2 separate regions of the Mus musculus genome follow, and region 2 is linked to region 1. A link is a loop called in an ENCODE intact Hi-C map of the cell type or tissue named here. Cell type or tissue: left cerebral cortex. All regions are shown on one strand.

Region 1 (8,000 bases):
CGGCAATGCTAACAGGAGAAGAGAGGATAAGCCAGCAATGGAGGAGGCTTACACTTGCCTAGCCCAGCAGCCTCACTGGATTCAGAGAGGTGTCCAGATGCATTTAGGAAAGAGTGAGAGACCTAGTAATGCCCCTGCCCCTGCAGCGCTGGGTGATTTCCTCTCATTTCATCTCAGGGTAACATCTTGGGAGTGGGGACTAAGAGTGCAGTTCCCCAGTGAACATGGCAGGACCCTTGGGAGATGTTCTAAATATGGAGGCCCGCAGACTCCCCCTCAGGCCCTAGGAGTTGGGAAGAGAGGCTGTTTCCTGTCCAGACAGTAAGGGAAGAATCCAGTCCCACCAGAAGCCAACGGTCCAAGATAAAGAACTTAGAGAAGCGTGCACACAGGAAGTCACTTCACTCTTCAAACCAGCAAATCATCACGTGGAGATGCAGGGATTCAAACACCAAAGGAGAAAGAGAGGGAGGAGAACACTGCAAGACTGCAATCATCAGTGCCCTGGGAGACCCGAGGTGAAATGTGAACAGAGGTGCAGGGGCTCTCGCTCACACCGCCCCAATCCACAGCTTAGCAGGTAAGAACTTAAAAAACAGAGAAATAAATAAATAAATAAATAAATAGGAAAAGTAAAAGCAGCACAAAGGAGGGCAGGGGATGGGAGAGAAACCAGGACGCTTGTTTACCTATTTGCAGACATGGGGAATCAAGCCTAGGGCTTTGTGCACGCCAGCTCTACGACTTAAGCTGTACTCTACCCACTAAAAATAGCACTTTGAAGATTGAGTCTAGGAGACCCAATGTCTGAATAAAGTGTTAGAAAGAAGGAACAGAAGGAAGGGAGAGGAGGGTCACCATCAGCCTCCAGGTCACCTGTGCTGGATACATGAACTACCCTCCAGCTGGCTGAGCAGAGAAGAGGTTTGTGAAGAAAAAGATGCCCCCTTCCAAGCAGACGTAGCATCAAGTCAAGGCAGGCACAGCGCTCAGTCAGTGGAATCGGGTTAGAGAGTGAGCGGACATTTGCCCACTCAGGTGTGTGTGTGGGTGGGGGGGGGGGCTTTGTGCAGCGCACAACTTGCACAGCTGTAATAGCACCCTTGATGCTATGTATGTAGGTATCCAGGAGGTGAGGACCTAGATTTCACAACTGAAGAGACCCAGCAAGAACCCAGACCAATGGGTGGAAACAGCCACACCAAGGCTTCTCACCACAAAATCTCACAGCTCTGGGGATAAAGGAGAAGCAAAACACAAGTAACATGTGCAAACTCAGAAAACAAGGAAGGCTTCCCACATCTCAATAGCAGCCTTGCAAGTCAAAAGGCCATAGAGACACAAAAGTTACACAGAAGAGCTGCCATTGATCTAACCACTTCACCCCTAAGGTCTGAGCCCAAGAGAACAGAATACTCATCTTCTTAAACAAAACAAAAGAAAACAAAACAAAACAAAATCACCACCATCCAACAAAACAACTGTAAACAAAACAGTCCTGGTAACACAATCCCAACAGTAAAAAAAACGAAGATCCCAGGGGCCCATGATCCAATACGTGGATAAGTGAGCTATAGCATATCCACGTATAGATAACTCAGGAATAAACAACTACCATTCACCAAAATGTAGACGAACCCTGCAAACACTAGGATGAGCAAACAAGACACCACCGATTGCATAATACCATTTGTACCAAAAGTCAGGACAGGCAAATCCAAACAGACAGACAGAAAGCAGATACACGGTTGCTCGGGAACAGAGTGCGAGAAGAGGGAGCCAGCACTAATGGGCTACAGCTTACTTTTGAAAATGTCATAAAATTAGATAGTGTTAATGATTGGTGTACTATCCAAACGGAGTAGTTCAGAACGCACGAGTGTATGTGACGTGATCTATGCGTCTCTTGCTTTCCTTCGAGACAGGCTGGCTTGAACTTGTTATGGACTCAAGGGTGGCCTCTTAAGCCTCTCAAGCTCTTAAGTGAGCGTAAGGCCTCTCAGCCTCTACCTCCCAAGTGCTGGCGTTGCAGGCTGGGGCCTCCATGCCTCCTTTTCTGTGGGATCGGGCGTTGATCCCTCAGCCATGCATATGTGTGGCATGGACCCTAACAAAACGACCTATGTCCCAAGTTTGGAAGCTCATGTTTTTTTAAAATGAGGTATCTCATTTAAAACACACACACACACACACACACACACACACACACAAAACAAAAAACAGACAATGAATGGATCAATGTGTCTCTGGTTAAAGAGTTTCCCCCAATCTGGTGACAGAGAGAGAGGAAGTCAAACAGAACCTCCTGAGTCCCCAAAACTCCTAAATGTCTTCAAAAGGATTTTCCCCGGCAAAGTTCAAATCAAGTACGAGTGATGAAGTGAAAACGTTTTCAGACATAAAATCCTCTTCCTCAGACAACCACTACTGGAGGAGGGCACAGAGGTCAAGGGCTTGCTCAGCTAAGTGTGGGACCCTCGGTCCTAGACCCAGCACTTAAGGAAAAGCCAGGAGAAAGGTAACTGCTATTGGGTAAGGACGACCAGTGAGAGACTTTGGAGCTGTCAGTCCTGAATGGGACACTGTTATCGAACTCCTCCCCTCAAGGCTTAAGGTCTGTGTGGAAGAGGAGACAGACAGACAGACTGACTGTAAGAGCCAGAGGTGGGGGATGAAGCCAAGGAACAACGTCTTCTAGACCCGACAAGGTTGCTACACGTACGAACTCACAGAGACTGTGACACGTTCAAGCTAGACAAAATCCCAGCACAGAGAAGGGGAAGCGGACACAAAGTTCCATCCCTAACCAAGAAGCTATTTGGAGATGGTTCCTGCTGGGAAAGGGACACTCAGTTTTCCCGGGTGGGGTGTCTATCAACCACACTCCAGATCCTATGCTCTTCCCGGCATGTCCAATCTCGGAGAGAACCTGCAGATATTGCCGGTACCATCTCATGCTTCCTGAATAAGAGATTTTTTTTTTTAACATAGCCTGTTTTTTTTTTTGGGGGGGGGTTGTTTGTTTGTTTGTTTTGTTTTGTTTCGAGACAGGGTTTCTCTGTATAGCCCTGGCCGTCCTGGAACTCACCTTGTAGACCAGGCTAGCCTCGAACTCAGAAATCCGCCTGCCTCTGCCTCCTGAGTGCTGAGATTAAAGGCGTGCGCCACCACGCCTGGCGATTTTTTTTTCAAAGCTGCAGGAAGGCCACACAAACTTTGTATAATAGATTGCCCCTGCCACAAGGGTCCTCTCCTGACACAAACAGAAAGATGCACCCAAAGAATGCTTTCTCTTTTCTCAAGAATGGAACTTAGAATTTCCTGATAGAATTTTATCTAAATGAGAGGGGACTGATATATCCCGGTGACCTAATAGCTTTGTTGGTTGCTACAGAGACTGATAACACTAAAAGGTTGTTAGTTTCAAAAGGGAAACCTGCCAATTGTTGGTTTCTGGCTGCGTCCCGGTCTATAACTTGCAGTTCTGATTTCTGCCACACGAGGGCACTATCGGAAAGCAAAACGCAGTATTTCCGTGGTCAAGGATGCTGAAGGAAAGGCTAGAGTTCAAAGACTGGGCGAGTGGTGGAAATTTGCATGTGTTCTGAGCAGAGCAGGTGGCTCTAACAGGCAAATTTGAGGCAGAGTCTAAAGAGATTCCTTTGAGGCATTGTGTCCTGCCACAGGAGCCTTTAGCAGCTCCCCAGATTGGGGGATGGGCTTATTAAGGACACACACCTGCAGGGTGTAGAATGGCAAGGCCTGTCCCTTATGCTTATTCCTTATGTCAGAGGGACTGGATTGAAGATCGGTGGGTGCCTATGTCCTTGTCCAAGAAGGGGAACATCACTCAGGAACACAAGGAATCCTGGCATTAAGCTCTAGGTGGAGGGGCTGGCAAGTTGGCGGGGTCAAAGAGGAACAAGGTCACAGGGAGAATACCAATTAGACAAACTGGTCTGCTGGAGTTCATTATAGATGTTAGTTCTCCCCCAAAGGAGGAACCAGAGACTAAAGGTGGGGGTAGGGCCAGGGAGACTGAGGTTGAAGCTAGGCATCCTGGGGGACAGATACAGGCTTCTCTGAACTCCAAAGTCCTCAAATATAAAGTATATGAGAGTATACACTGGGCAGGTCTTAATGATACAGGTCTGTAACCCTAGCCACTTAGAGCCCAAGGCAGGAGGATCACAAGTTCAAGGCCTGCCTAAGCAATTGAGTGAGACTCTTTCAAAATAAAAAGTAAACAGAGCATAGGAGGTCTAGCTTGGTGGTAGAGTGCTTACCGAGCAAGTATTCAGTAACACACACACACACACACACACACACACACACACACACAGAGCAAACAGTAAACACTATCCAGTTGTTTTTATTGCTGATTGCCGATGTTACTTGTTCCCTTCAACGATCGATCCTTAGAAGTCAGATCTGTGTGGTGCCTGTGAATGTAGGCTACCATGACTGAGCTCAGAGACATGAACTGTTGCTCATATAGAATTCCAAATAGAAGTTTCAAACCGGATTCACATTACTCATGGTGCACACTAATTCTCTGGGAGCCCCAGGCACTCTTAGGCTTCTGGGAGTGCCTCACTGTCCTAGCAACATCCTGATGGCATCACCACACCACAAGCTCAGTGCTCTGCCACCCATGTCTACAGCCTGAGGGGCGAGGCTCCCATCCCTGCCATTGCTTTTATCTTTTCCTTGTCCCTGGGGTCTCTCAGTTCTGAGCTTCGCAACCTAATATATGTATCACAGAAGCCCAGAAAGCCTCCTACTTGGTGGAGGAGAGGGAGAGAGAGAGAGAGAGAGAGAGAGAGAGAGAGAGAGAGAGAGAGAGAGAGAAGAGAGAGAGAAGAGAGAGAGCCGGAAGAAACCTGCATCTGTCCTCAGGGTGCTTAGCTCCAGGCTTGGTCTCCCCAGCCCTACCCCAATCTCCAATTCTTCCTTCGGAGAGAACTAACAGAGCCACTTCACTATTGATGATAATAATGTTTTTTTTTTGTTTTTTGTTTTGTTTTTCGAGACAGGGTTTCTCTGTATAGCCCTGGCTGTCCTGGAACTCACTCTGTAGACCAGGCTGGCCTCGAATTTAGAAATCCGCCTGCCTCTGCCTCCCGAGTGCTGGGATCAAAGGTGTGCACCACCACGCTCGGCTTGATGATAATGTTTTTGTTTGTTTTCTTTTGGAGACCGAGTCTCACGTGCAGCGCTGGCCTTGGGCTTGCAGGTCCTTTAGATCCTGGTCTTTCACACCAGGTCAGAGATGAGTGTTTCCTCAGCTGCAAAGTGGAGCAAGCAGCTTTTACTGAGTTCACCTGCACGCCTGGCCTGAGGCGTCCGGTGGAGGACTCCACGGCAGAGCAGGACTTTGCCTGTTGTGTGTGTATTTGCTTTTAGGTGTGGCCGATTCTCTGGCAAGTTCCATGTTACCTCCAACCCGAGAACCTCCTGGCTCTGCACTCTTGCCAACTCTCCTCTGAAGGGGCCACACTCCCAGCCTTTACACACTAATGATCCTTTAACAGGTCTTTATTGGAGCCAAAAATAGAAGACTTTTTGTTCACTGCTCAGTTCTTACTGAAGCTCCTTCTGTTTGCTTTGAGATGAAGGTCTTGCAATGTCACCCTGGCTGGCCCTGAACTTCTGGACTGAAGAGATCCTCCTGACTCAGCTTCCTTAGTAGTGAGAGCTATTGAAAAGCTTTGAGTGAGTACGAGCAGGCACACCTGTGAATTCTTATGTGTGGCACGGACACTTCGGGGAATAGAGCAAATTGTAGATTGTATCTTTTCTTTTAGAAACTCAAGAACATTTTTACTTTGATGTAAACGCAATTCAAGAACCATCTTGGTTTTGTTGTTGTTGTTTGCTTATTTTTTGTTTGTTTTTTCTATAACTAAAATCTCTCACAGACTTTTGCTTCTAGTATATATTTAAATTACCAGGCAGTCCCTTACCTTGGATATAGCTTGTAACGAGCTCTACATTAACCTCCACGTTGCTAGCAGTCGGATCAAGCACACAAATCTCCTCCACTAAGTACTTGTTAATATGCTGCGAACAACGAACAAAAGAAAAGCTCTGTGATCACTCAGTAGAAATGTGGTGCCCGGCTCACCAGCATACACAGCCCCAGACAGGTAAATCCTCAACAGTCATATCTCTGGGGTCAGATGTCGGGATCACGGACAGCTTTGGGGCATATGGTTTGGGGTCTGAAGGGGTCATGAGAAAGGATAAAAGATGGGCTTTTAAGATGTTGATGCGCATGCACACTTGAGAGCTCGGGTGTGGGTTCCGAGGATGCTCCTTGCTAGCCGCAGATTCTTGCATCCGCACACCTGCGAGCTCCACTGTTAAAATTTGCCCGCTAGAAATCACCCCCAAACTCACAAACTTCCATTTTTCCCACTCTTCCAAGTCGCTTAAAGAGTCTTTCTCCCGCTGAGAGAACAGAATAACTCCTTTCAGGACGTCGTGCACCAGGGCCACATTGGCTTCCACCTCCTGGAGAGTGATGTCCTGAAGGATGGAGTCGACATGATATTTGTGCTCATAGAGAAGCAGCGACACAAAGTCCATGGAATCGAGGAGGCAGAGGCATTCCTGCAGCTCCTGCAGCATGGTTCGGAAGAAAAGGATCCCAGCCCGCTTCACCTCTCCTGCCGATTCCATCTCTGGAATTACACATATTCTAATTATGAACATAACACGCACAGCATTTGGAGCATGTTATAATAAACCATTTTTCTCAGGCAAAAGAAAACCATGTCCCGTGATTTTAAGCAACTTTAGTTTCTCTGATCATGAAAAAAGAAATAGCAAAATAGAATTATATCTGATGTACTATTTAGGGATAAAACCGGAAAAAACAAACAAACAAACAAACCCAAATTTGAGTTTTATAGTTAAGGCTTAGGCTGAAGGCTTCCTCCATTATATATAAAAAATGGTGTCAAATTGTGGAGGAAAAAACAGGTGCAAAGCTCAGCTTTTTACCATCTGCTGCTTACTAAATCTCACTTTGCACATTTGTGAAATGGGCTATCCATTGCCCTCATGTGTTTCCCAGCAGATGGGCCATCTTGCCTCTTACTGGAAGGCTAAACTAAGATGATGACATGAGTCCTTGTCCTTTGCTGGGTCACAGAACAGACATTCACATGGCTAAGACTGCACAAGGGGATTCTCCGCACATGGAAAGATCGACATTCTGAAATGATTAGTTGGAAAATATACCCTGATACCATATTCACAATACCTATAACCATAGTTTTCTCGATTTCGCCAGAGAATTCGCCCAGTATTTCATAGGAGACGTTTTGGATCATCTTCACCATTTTCTGTAGATCTTTATACTCTTGGTACAGCAGCATCCTGCTCCGGCCAATGTTAACATCGAGGATGCCCATAGCCTCTTTGGTTCTCTGGCGAAGTGGAATGGCAATGTGGGTTTCTCCACCGGAAGAAGCCAAAATAACTTCTGAAGTGTCTGTGCATTTAAAGAGGAAGTCCCTGAAACCAAAACCAAATAAGCATAGGTCTCTTACAGACCGGCCTTCTCACGGCATTCCAAATCCAGATATCCTGAATTACCCTCTTCCGCTCCTCTTGCCCCATCACCTGTCATGGTTCTCTCATCTCCCCGGAACGCACCAAGTTCACATGACTGTACTTTGGCTCACCTCAGGTGGGTACGGAGCTGGTTGAGCAGCCCTTCAGCAGAGCGCCTTCCCTGACGAGCTCACTAAAGGTAGTAGTCCCAGGTTGCCCTGTACCATGAGGCTCTGCCTTGCTGTCTAACATGGCCGAGTTACACTTATCTGAAAGGTGTTTTTTGTTTTTTGGTTTTTTTTTTTTGTTTTTTTGTTTTTTTTTTTTTTAAAGCAGAGCCTGGAGCAAGGGTACTCATGCGAGTCACTTATGAGGAAGTGCTCCTTGGAGAAGCCCGTGAGGGACTGAGGAAGCAGCATCCTGTCTGCCCAGCCTAG
Region 2 (8,000 bases), 390 kb after region 1:
GTGATACACATACGTACAGGCAGGCAAAACACTCCTAGACATAAGATAAATAAAATGAATGAAATGAAATTTGCTCAGGACTTGACACACCTTAGCACAAAGCTCTCCAGTGGGTTTTTGTGTGTTAGTGCAGAACCCTAGCCCTGGACTTGTGAAACTCATTTACCTCGCCCACCCTCCACCCTTCCACCCTCCCACAACCACTCCTATTACAAGACTGCTTTGTCATCTTAGAAATGATCCCTTGGATACCCCAATATTATGATTTGTCCCCCAAAGATTTATGTGCTGGAAGCCCAGTCCCTCCTCATACATCAGGATAAAAAGGCAGCGGGTCTCTGAGAGCTGTGGCCCACAGGGTGGTGATTCAGGCATGGGCACCACCCTGGGAAGAACAGGCTCACAAGAGCAGGTCGGGTCTCAGGGGACTGAATCAGCTCCCACAAGAATTGGTCACTATCACATGAGTTGAGCTTCCTGGCTCTCTGCCCCATCCCACCCCGGGGTTCCTTCTGTGTGCCCTGATTTCTTTACTGCACTGTGGCACAGCCTGGCTGGGCCAGATGCTACCTCTGTGCTCCTTGAACTCTCCCCTCTCCCCTTTGACCTTCCCAGTTCCCAGAGTTATGGATCCTGTGACCTACAACAACCCCTTTTCCTTGTGAAGTCTTCAGTTATGCTAAAGGGTTCTTGTTTTGTTTTGGTGGTGTGGGGGATCAAAGCCAGGGTATGTCTTGCTGTCTGCTAGGCAAGTGCTGTACCACAGGGCCACAGCCCTAAGCCATCAAGAATTCTGTCACAGCAACACAAACAAACCGAGTGCCTATAGAACCTTTCTTTCTCACATCTGGTTGCCACCAAATGTCACATCCTTAGCTTAGTCTGCCCTGACAACCAACCTGAGGTGACAGTCGCTGCTTATCTCTCCGCTGTCCCTTATCCTGTCTCAATCTCTGCAGCACCCCAGGCTTGTTTGCTCTCAGTGTCCCTCGCCCAGGCTCTGCACGCTGCAAGGCTGGATCCTGCCTATTTTGCTCATCAATGTCTTCCCAGGCCCTGGACAGCATCTGGCATGTAACCAGTGGCTAATGCACATTTGTTAAAGAAATGCACAGATGACTACATCGAGGGTCAGGAGAGAGTAATAATAATATAAAAAAGCATGAGTGATAAACCAAGAGGTATACTTCCGGAAGTATTTGTAATTACAGAGTTGAGCCCAGTGAGTACACGCGGTGAGTAGTTGAAGACAGGAAGCTGTCTCAGTAGAAACCCAAGAGCTGGGGAGAGAGAGTGGGTGCTGAAAGCACTGCTCTGGAGGCCACGCCCAGACTGAGCAGCCCCAGAGGAGCTCCTGCCTTGCTCCGGCCTCCTCAGACACCTGCACTCAAGGCACATACCCACATGCAGACACACAATTTTAAAATAAAATAAATATTTTTAACTTAAAAAGAAAACCTCCTATAAACAACTAAGTATTTTAAACCATGGAAATGAATTCACTTCTCAAAAATAAGACATCTGGGTGCATGAGAGGCAGACCGTCCAGTGGTTCATGGCGTTGATGTCCCATCGTGAGGACCAACATCCACGTCAGGTAGCTCACGAATGCCTGTAAGTCCAGCTCCAAGACCTGATGTGTCTTCTGGCATCCCAGAATCGCAGACACACACAAATAAAAATAAATCTTTTTTTAAAAGTCCATTTCAAGGCCAGGTGTGCTGGCAGTGGTGCACTCGCACAGGCATAAACATACCTTAAAACTCGGTTCCAAAACACAAACGGGCTCAGAGCTTGACATCTCTGCTGTGGCATGCGCTTATGCATGTGTGCACACACACACATATAGATGAGTGTAATAACATTTTCTCTTTTTTGTTTTTTTGTTTCTGAGACTAGGTTTCTCTATGTAGCCCTGGCTATCCTAGAACTTGCTCTGTAGATGAGGCTGGCCTCGAACTCACACCACCGCTGCCCAGCTAAAATTATCTTTTTCTTTGTTTTTTACTTTTTTACTTGTCTGGAGATGTTTTTCCTACATGTATGTCTGGGCACTGTGTGTATTCTTCGTGCCTGTGAAGACGGCCAGAAAAAGGTACTGGGTCCCTGGAACTGCTCATAGATGTTTGTGAGTTACCATGTAGGGTTTTTGGTTTGTTTGTTTTTTTTGGGGGGGGGGGGTAACTGAACCCAGGTCTTCTGCAAGAGCAGCAAGTACTCTTAAGCACTGAGCTATCTCTCCAACTAGTAATAATTTTTTTTTCAAAGAGGCGAATAACTTTTTCAAACAATCCAACAAGTACTTCTCCCTGGGTTGCGGGTGAGCTACTGGGCATCCCCCACCCTTCCCTCGATGCTCTTGCTAAGGTAGCTAACAAGGCCACAGGGAACAAGCAGGCACCCCGCCTGGTCCCAGGGCCCCTGTGGGCCTCAGCTCTCAGCTCTGCAGACTAGACCTGCAAGGTGGACGCCTTTCCCTATCCAACTTCTCAGACTGTTCCCAGCATCTGCCGTCAGGCAACACTGATTCCAGGGCTCATCTGGACCCCCATGCATCTACCCAGACCCTAAAGCCGCTCTCCCCTCCTATCCAGAGCAAGGCCTACAGCACAAGTGGCACTTTGCCCTGGACCCAGGTGGGAGAATTCATTAATTTCTTCTGCAAAAGCTCACAGCTGTTTGTTTAATTGCTGCAATGAAAAGGTTTCCATGAAACCCAACACCCGCCCTCCCCACAGAGAGAGTAGAGCCTCCTGGACCCAGCAGGCTCAGAGAGAATCATAGCAGAAGTCTTTAGATTTAACGGCTGGGGCTCCCTGGGCAGAAGCTTCCCTGCCCCCACCCACAAGCAGCACCCCCGTGCACACGTACACTGGTACGCACAGGTTCCAGAAGAAAGCATGCTCGTCCTACCTACACCCCTGAACCTGTGCACCCTTGACAGCACAGGCACAGGTGTGTCTAGCTGCTCTCTAGCCCTCTAGGAGTTCACTTGTGTAACGTGTGCTTGGTAAGGGCACACTCAGTCTAAACACCCACACGCACTAGCGGGGTGTTTTTCAAACTCTTTCAGCATGGACAGAAACCGTTTGTCAAGTAAAGCCTTAAAAACACTTGCCAAATATACAGTAAGTCTGAGCACTGAGAAGGGCGGGAGCTCCAAGAGCCTTGGCCACTGGGCCTCCTCTCTCTCCCCTGCTGCCCACCCACCTCTCCTCCCCAATCCTAGGAAAAATGGATGGAGTCTGGTTTTGTCATTGCTTCTGAGAGCTGCCACCTAACATGGGGCATAGGGACGGGCATGTCTGAGCTGACTCAAGGGTGATGAGGGTTGAAGGTGTCTTCTCAGAGTGCATGGGGTACAGGAGTACTGTGGTCACGGGGAAGAGGGGTGGGGAGGGGGCTGACTGTCCACCCTTCCATCCCTCTGGGACCCTTCCTTTCTTCCATCCCAGATCTCACTGATTTGCATGAATGGATGGTTTTGAGGTTTGTGGCTCTCGCTGCTGACCTTCCTAGCTTACTAACTGTGGTGTTAGCCCACACCCAGCACTACCTACTGTACAGAGGGCAGGTACTAGGTGTCTCCTCCGAGGTTCCCATCATAATTGGTACTTCTTTCTATTCGTGTTGTGTGCATTGGTGTTTTGCCTGCATGTTTGTCTGTGTGAGGGTGTTAGATCCCCTGGAACTTAAGTTACAGGCACTAGTGAGCTGCCATATAGGTGCTGGGAATTGAACCCAGGTCCTCTGGAAAAGCAGCCAGTGCTCTTAGCCACTGAGCCATCTCCCCTGCCCCCATAACTGGTACTTTTAGCAGGGCCCCACAACCCCATCTCACTGAGCTCTAAGTGGGAAAGATGTATGGAGAAAGCCAGACAAAGGGCCATGACAGAGGCAACCCCAGAAAAAAACAAACAAAACCCAATGATTCCCAAGGCCATAGTAGGACCCCCTTCAGAATCCTTGCTATGAGGAGAACAATCCTACTCCTGGGGCCATCCCTACCCCCTCACCATGAGGGAACTCATGACTCCAGAACCTGGGCCATGCCAGGCTAAGGAGAAGTGACATAAACGGCTTCCAACCACCAGCTCTCCTGCCTGGCAGGGTGCCAGGCTCTGGCTAGGTTCTTTCCAGGCCCAGCACCTCTTAACTGCTCACCACTCCCAGAAGAGCCCCCAGGAGCTGAGCCACTCTGAAAGCTCTCTGTTCAGCCCTACTCAGCCAGCCAGCCAGCATTGCCAGGCCTGCCCACGGGAGGCCTCTGCAGGCCTTTGTTGGAGCAAAGCAAAAGCAGCTATGCCAAGCAAGGACCAAGGAGACCCAGCTGCCAAGTGCTTGAGGAAAAGCCTGGCGGGTTTCTACGGCGGCTTGTGCCAGAAGCTCTTGAGGTCAGGGACCCCCATACACCATCTGGATGCTAAGAGTCTGCAGGAGTGTTCTAATAATGGCCTCAGGTCACTCACCCCCAGGTTTGTCCCCTGAGAGGACATCGTAATGCCCCCAAAATGAGAAAGTGCACATTTGAATACAAATGTCACTCTCGGTCAGCCCAGGGTTAGGGTGCAGCCAGGGCTCTCCCATCCAGGCTGACTGACATGGTGCTTCCTGGTGTTCTGGACTCTCCCATCCAGGCTGACTGACATGGTGCTTCCTGGTGTTCTAGAGGAAAGGAGAATACCTTGCCTGGAATCCCCGTGGATGAACAAGAGTTAATGTAACTGGTGCCCTATATTCTCATGGCCTGGATCAAGAACAGGCAAGGCTGGTGTCCATTTCAATGTGATATTAACTCACCAGGGCCAGAGTAAGGTGAGCATGGTACCTAGCTACTATGGAAGCCAGAGCCTGAGAGGAACGTCTAAACAGCCCTGACTACCATGACCTCAGCAGCTCCCCGGTCCAACCTCACCAGCAAGATGGCTGACTTGAGGTCTGTCAGCAGAGGTCTTGATGATAAAGCCACTCCTCTCTAGTTTTAGGAAAAGGACCACCCACACCCTTTGTAAGGGAGTAGAGCTGAGACAGTCTGAGGATTCAGTTTCTAGCCTCCTAACAATCTCTAGATCTTTAGGGACTTCCTCAGGCAAGGAAAATGAAGAGCAGCCAGAGAAAACAGGATTGGATCTTTACGTCCTGTCTTCCTCACACTGTAATCCCAGAACCAAATCTCCTCCAGGGCAGGCCTTGGTACCTTGTATTTGCTTTTCCCAGCTCTCTGACCTCCTGTCTTTACAAAGCCTTTATGACAGATAAACTAACTTGGGGTGACCTGGTGGAAGCAAAGGCAGAAAGGAAGTGAACCCCTAGGCTGGCCCGGAGGCTTGCAGGCCCAGGTTATGTTATTATTAAACGGGATGAAATGCAGAGTCAAGTGCTGTACCGGTCTGGAGGCTGGGAGTGAATGTCAGACGGTCCAACCCTCTCTGCTTCACAGTCTGATGTCCAGCCTTGGCCCCTTCCCTTGGGAATTACACAGGTCTTCACACTGAGCTACCATGATTGTAGTGGACCTAAAATCCCTAAGCTTCAGACCCTAATCAAGCCTGCAAATTTGAATCTTTAAGCAACCCAGGGTAGCCTGGGTCCAGCTCTGCCCACTGCTTCGCCTGAGGGGGTGGAGGGTAATGTTGGCACCGTCACTGCTTTGCCAGTTGTCAGCTGGGGTGGCAAGGCACAATTGAGGACTATTAGTGACTTTGCACCCACCTTTGTCCTGAAGAATGACCGAGAAATCATCCCCCAGGCTTCCTGGGTTTTCAAATACAGGGTCTCACTATGTAGCCCTGGCTGCTCTGCAACATGAAGTCCACCCTCTGACCTTACACTTGTGGCAATCCTCCTGCCTCTGCCTCCCCGGTGCTGAGACTACAGGCATGCACTGCCACTTCTAGCTCCCCGGCTTCTTTGAAGTCGCTGCCCAACCCAAAGCTGTCTGACCCACAGGTTTCTCTGATTGGCAGAAAGCAGGGAACCCCTGTTCTGTGCAGGACCTCAAGTCCTTCCTATGGCCCCCTGGCTTCCTCCACGGTGAGAAGGTAGGCCCTAGCACCAAGAGGCAGGAGAGCGCCTTTCAGCACCTGGACAAGGCCCTCCGGAGCATCCCAATAGGGTCTTTCTCACTCCTGGCTCCGAAGCCAGGGCTGGCATCTGAAGCACCCATAGGCTCTGTCCACTCTAAACAAACAGAGACCTGGTTCACCAGGAAGTGAGAGGGCACTGGGTGGGGCTGGAATGCCCGAGGGTGCAACACAGCTTGTTCCCCGATCTTATGTGGGCCCCCTCCCCACGCAGGCCTTTCCCGTCCCTGCACATTCACGCGGGATGTCATGTCGCGTCTAGATCGAGTGGGGTGGACTCTCCCACCACATGGAGCCCAGACAGAACCGACAACCCCTCCCTAGAATCCCTTCAAGCCCCAACGGAGAAGAACACAGGGTCCTTCCACACCAGTCTCGGAGAGCCCGGAACACGTGTGGGCCACCGGTCCTGGAACCAGAGAAGCAGGCGGGGGCTGCTGCCATCACCCACTTCAGGTCAACGAGCACAAAAGCCGCAGCTGCAAACAAAGAAGCGCTGCAAACTAGCCGGGGAGGCGGGACAGGCGGCGCCGCGCCCCCTCCCCACGCCGCGCGGGCGTGCGGGGCCATGGTCCCCGACGGCGCTCCTACCTGGCCGGCGCGGACCTCCTTCTCCAGCTCCCGGTGGCGGTTGTGCCACACGAGGTAGTGCAGCGGGTACTTGCCCTCGGGCCCCTTCCTGGCGGAGGCGTTGGCGGGGATCATCGCCCGCTCCTCATGCCGGGGCCGCGGCGCCCGGCCCGCGGGGAGGGACGGCGCGGGAGCCCGGGCCCGGGGCCGCGGGGCGGACGGCCGGAGCTGTCTGCTCGCGGGGCTGCGGCTCGGGCATGTGCGAGCGGCGGCGGCGGCGGCGGGCGGGGGCGGCGCGCCCGGCGTGGTGCGGGCGGCGGGCGTCCTCGGGAGGCGGCGGCGGGAGGCGCGGAGCAGCCCCCACCCGCCCTGGGAGGGAGCGGGCACTCGGCGGCACGCGGCCTCGCGCCTCCCCTCCCACACCCCCGCACACAAAGACGCCTCTCGGCGGAGGGAGCAGGGACCCGCAGCTGGAGCGGGGGCGCTCGGGGCGCCGGCCCCGGGGTCGCCGCCGCCGCCGCCGCCGCAGGGACGCGCGCCCGCACCCTCCGGCTCCCCTAAGCCGCATAGCCCGGCCCTCAGCCCGAGCGGACGGTGAGGGACAAGCGAATGCGGGGAAGAGAGGAGGGGACCCGGGTGCGCCGTGCTGGGTTAGTTACAGCTTGGCCCCGCAGCATCATGGGGCTTGTAGTCCGCCTGGTAGAACCGTGCGTTTCGGATGACCAGAGATGGTCTGGAACTGATTTCCTGGAAGGGTGGACAGAGAGTCAAACCCGGCCGAAGCGGAGGCCTTACTTGGATGCCAAGTGGGTTGGGGGCGCCTCCACCCTTTGGCATTTTGCCTTTTGCAAGGAAATGGGGGAGGCTTTTAGGGCTGACCTGAAGCGTTGGGTCGGGGGTCTATGGCCTGCAGAAGTGAGCTTGGGTCCCAGGGAGGGTAAAGAGGCATCTAGATTCATAGTGACTAAAGAGTGACCCTAAGAGAGATGCAGGGCATCAGTACCAAGGGTCACTGAAGCAGCCAGGGGTCTGAGAATCGAAATATTTCTCAAATCTTTGCTCTCTCAGAAAATTAAACCCCAGCTTCCACACATCACGTTGGAAAAGAGAATGTCTAATGAGGCGAAGAAGACAGTCTTTCCCCTACATGGCTCAGCAAGAACCAGGATGAGGTTGAGCAAAGACAGCAGCAGGTGGCATTTCCCCACCTCCATCCCATGTGGGTCCCTGCCTAAGGAAAATGACTGAGTCCAGATTGCCTGCTTCCTGAAAGAGCAGAGAGACAAGCGCTTCCACAAGGAGCCCTTGCAGAGAGTGTGGTCAAAGTCAAATTGGCCTCTGTGGCGG

The links. Hi-C counts contacts between places; a loop is a spot of excess contacts. Peaks named below come from ENCODE experiments on the same cell type or tissue, not always from the same donor. Only the 100,000 strongest peaks of a DNase experiment are listed, where the experiment ranks them.
Region 2: it touches region 1 in a loop (2.6-fold over the local background); 3 of 42 quality-filtered maps call a loop at or near these places.

The regions. Positions count from the first base shown.
Region 1 is chr11:77,096,828-77,104,827 of GRCm38, forward strand. It overlaps Efcab5 (EF-hand calcium binding domain 5), which reads right to left. Exons shown (of 18, transcript NM_176965.3): 15 at 7,271-7,524; 16 at 6,403-6,686; 17 at 5,967-6,063. Among named protein-coding and RNA genes, the nearest start is that of Nsrp1, 22 kb to the left of the region's middle. In left cerebral cortex, a CTCF peak has its summit at 3,489 (motif pointing right); DNase peaks (open chromatin) are centred at 3,504 and 6,601.
Region 2 is chr11:77,482,765-77,490,764 of GRCm38, forward strand. It overlaps Ankrd13b (ankyrin repeat domain 13b), which reads right to left and starts at 7,278. Exons shown (of 15, transcript NM_001373882.1): 1 at 6,675-7,278. The coding sequence starts at 6,788. In left cerebral cortex, a CTCF peak has its summit at 4,280; DNase peaks (open chromatin) are centred at 1,353, 3,084, 4,281, 4,977 and 4 more places; H3K4me3 peaks cover 4,423 bases; H3K27ac peaks cover 4,203 bases.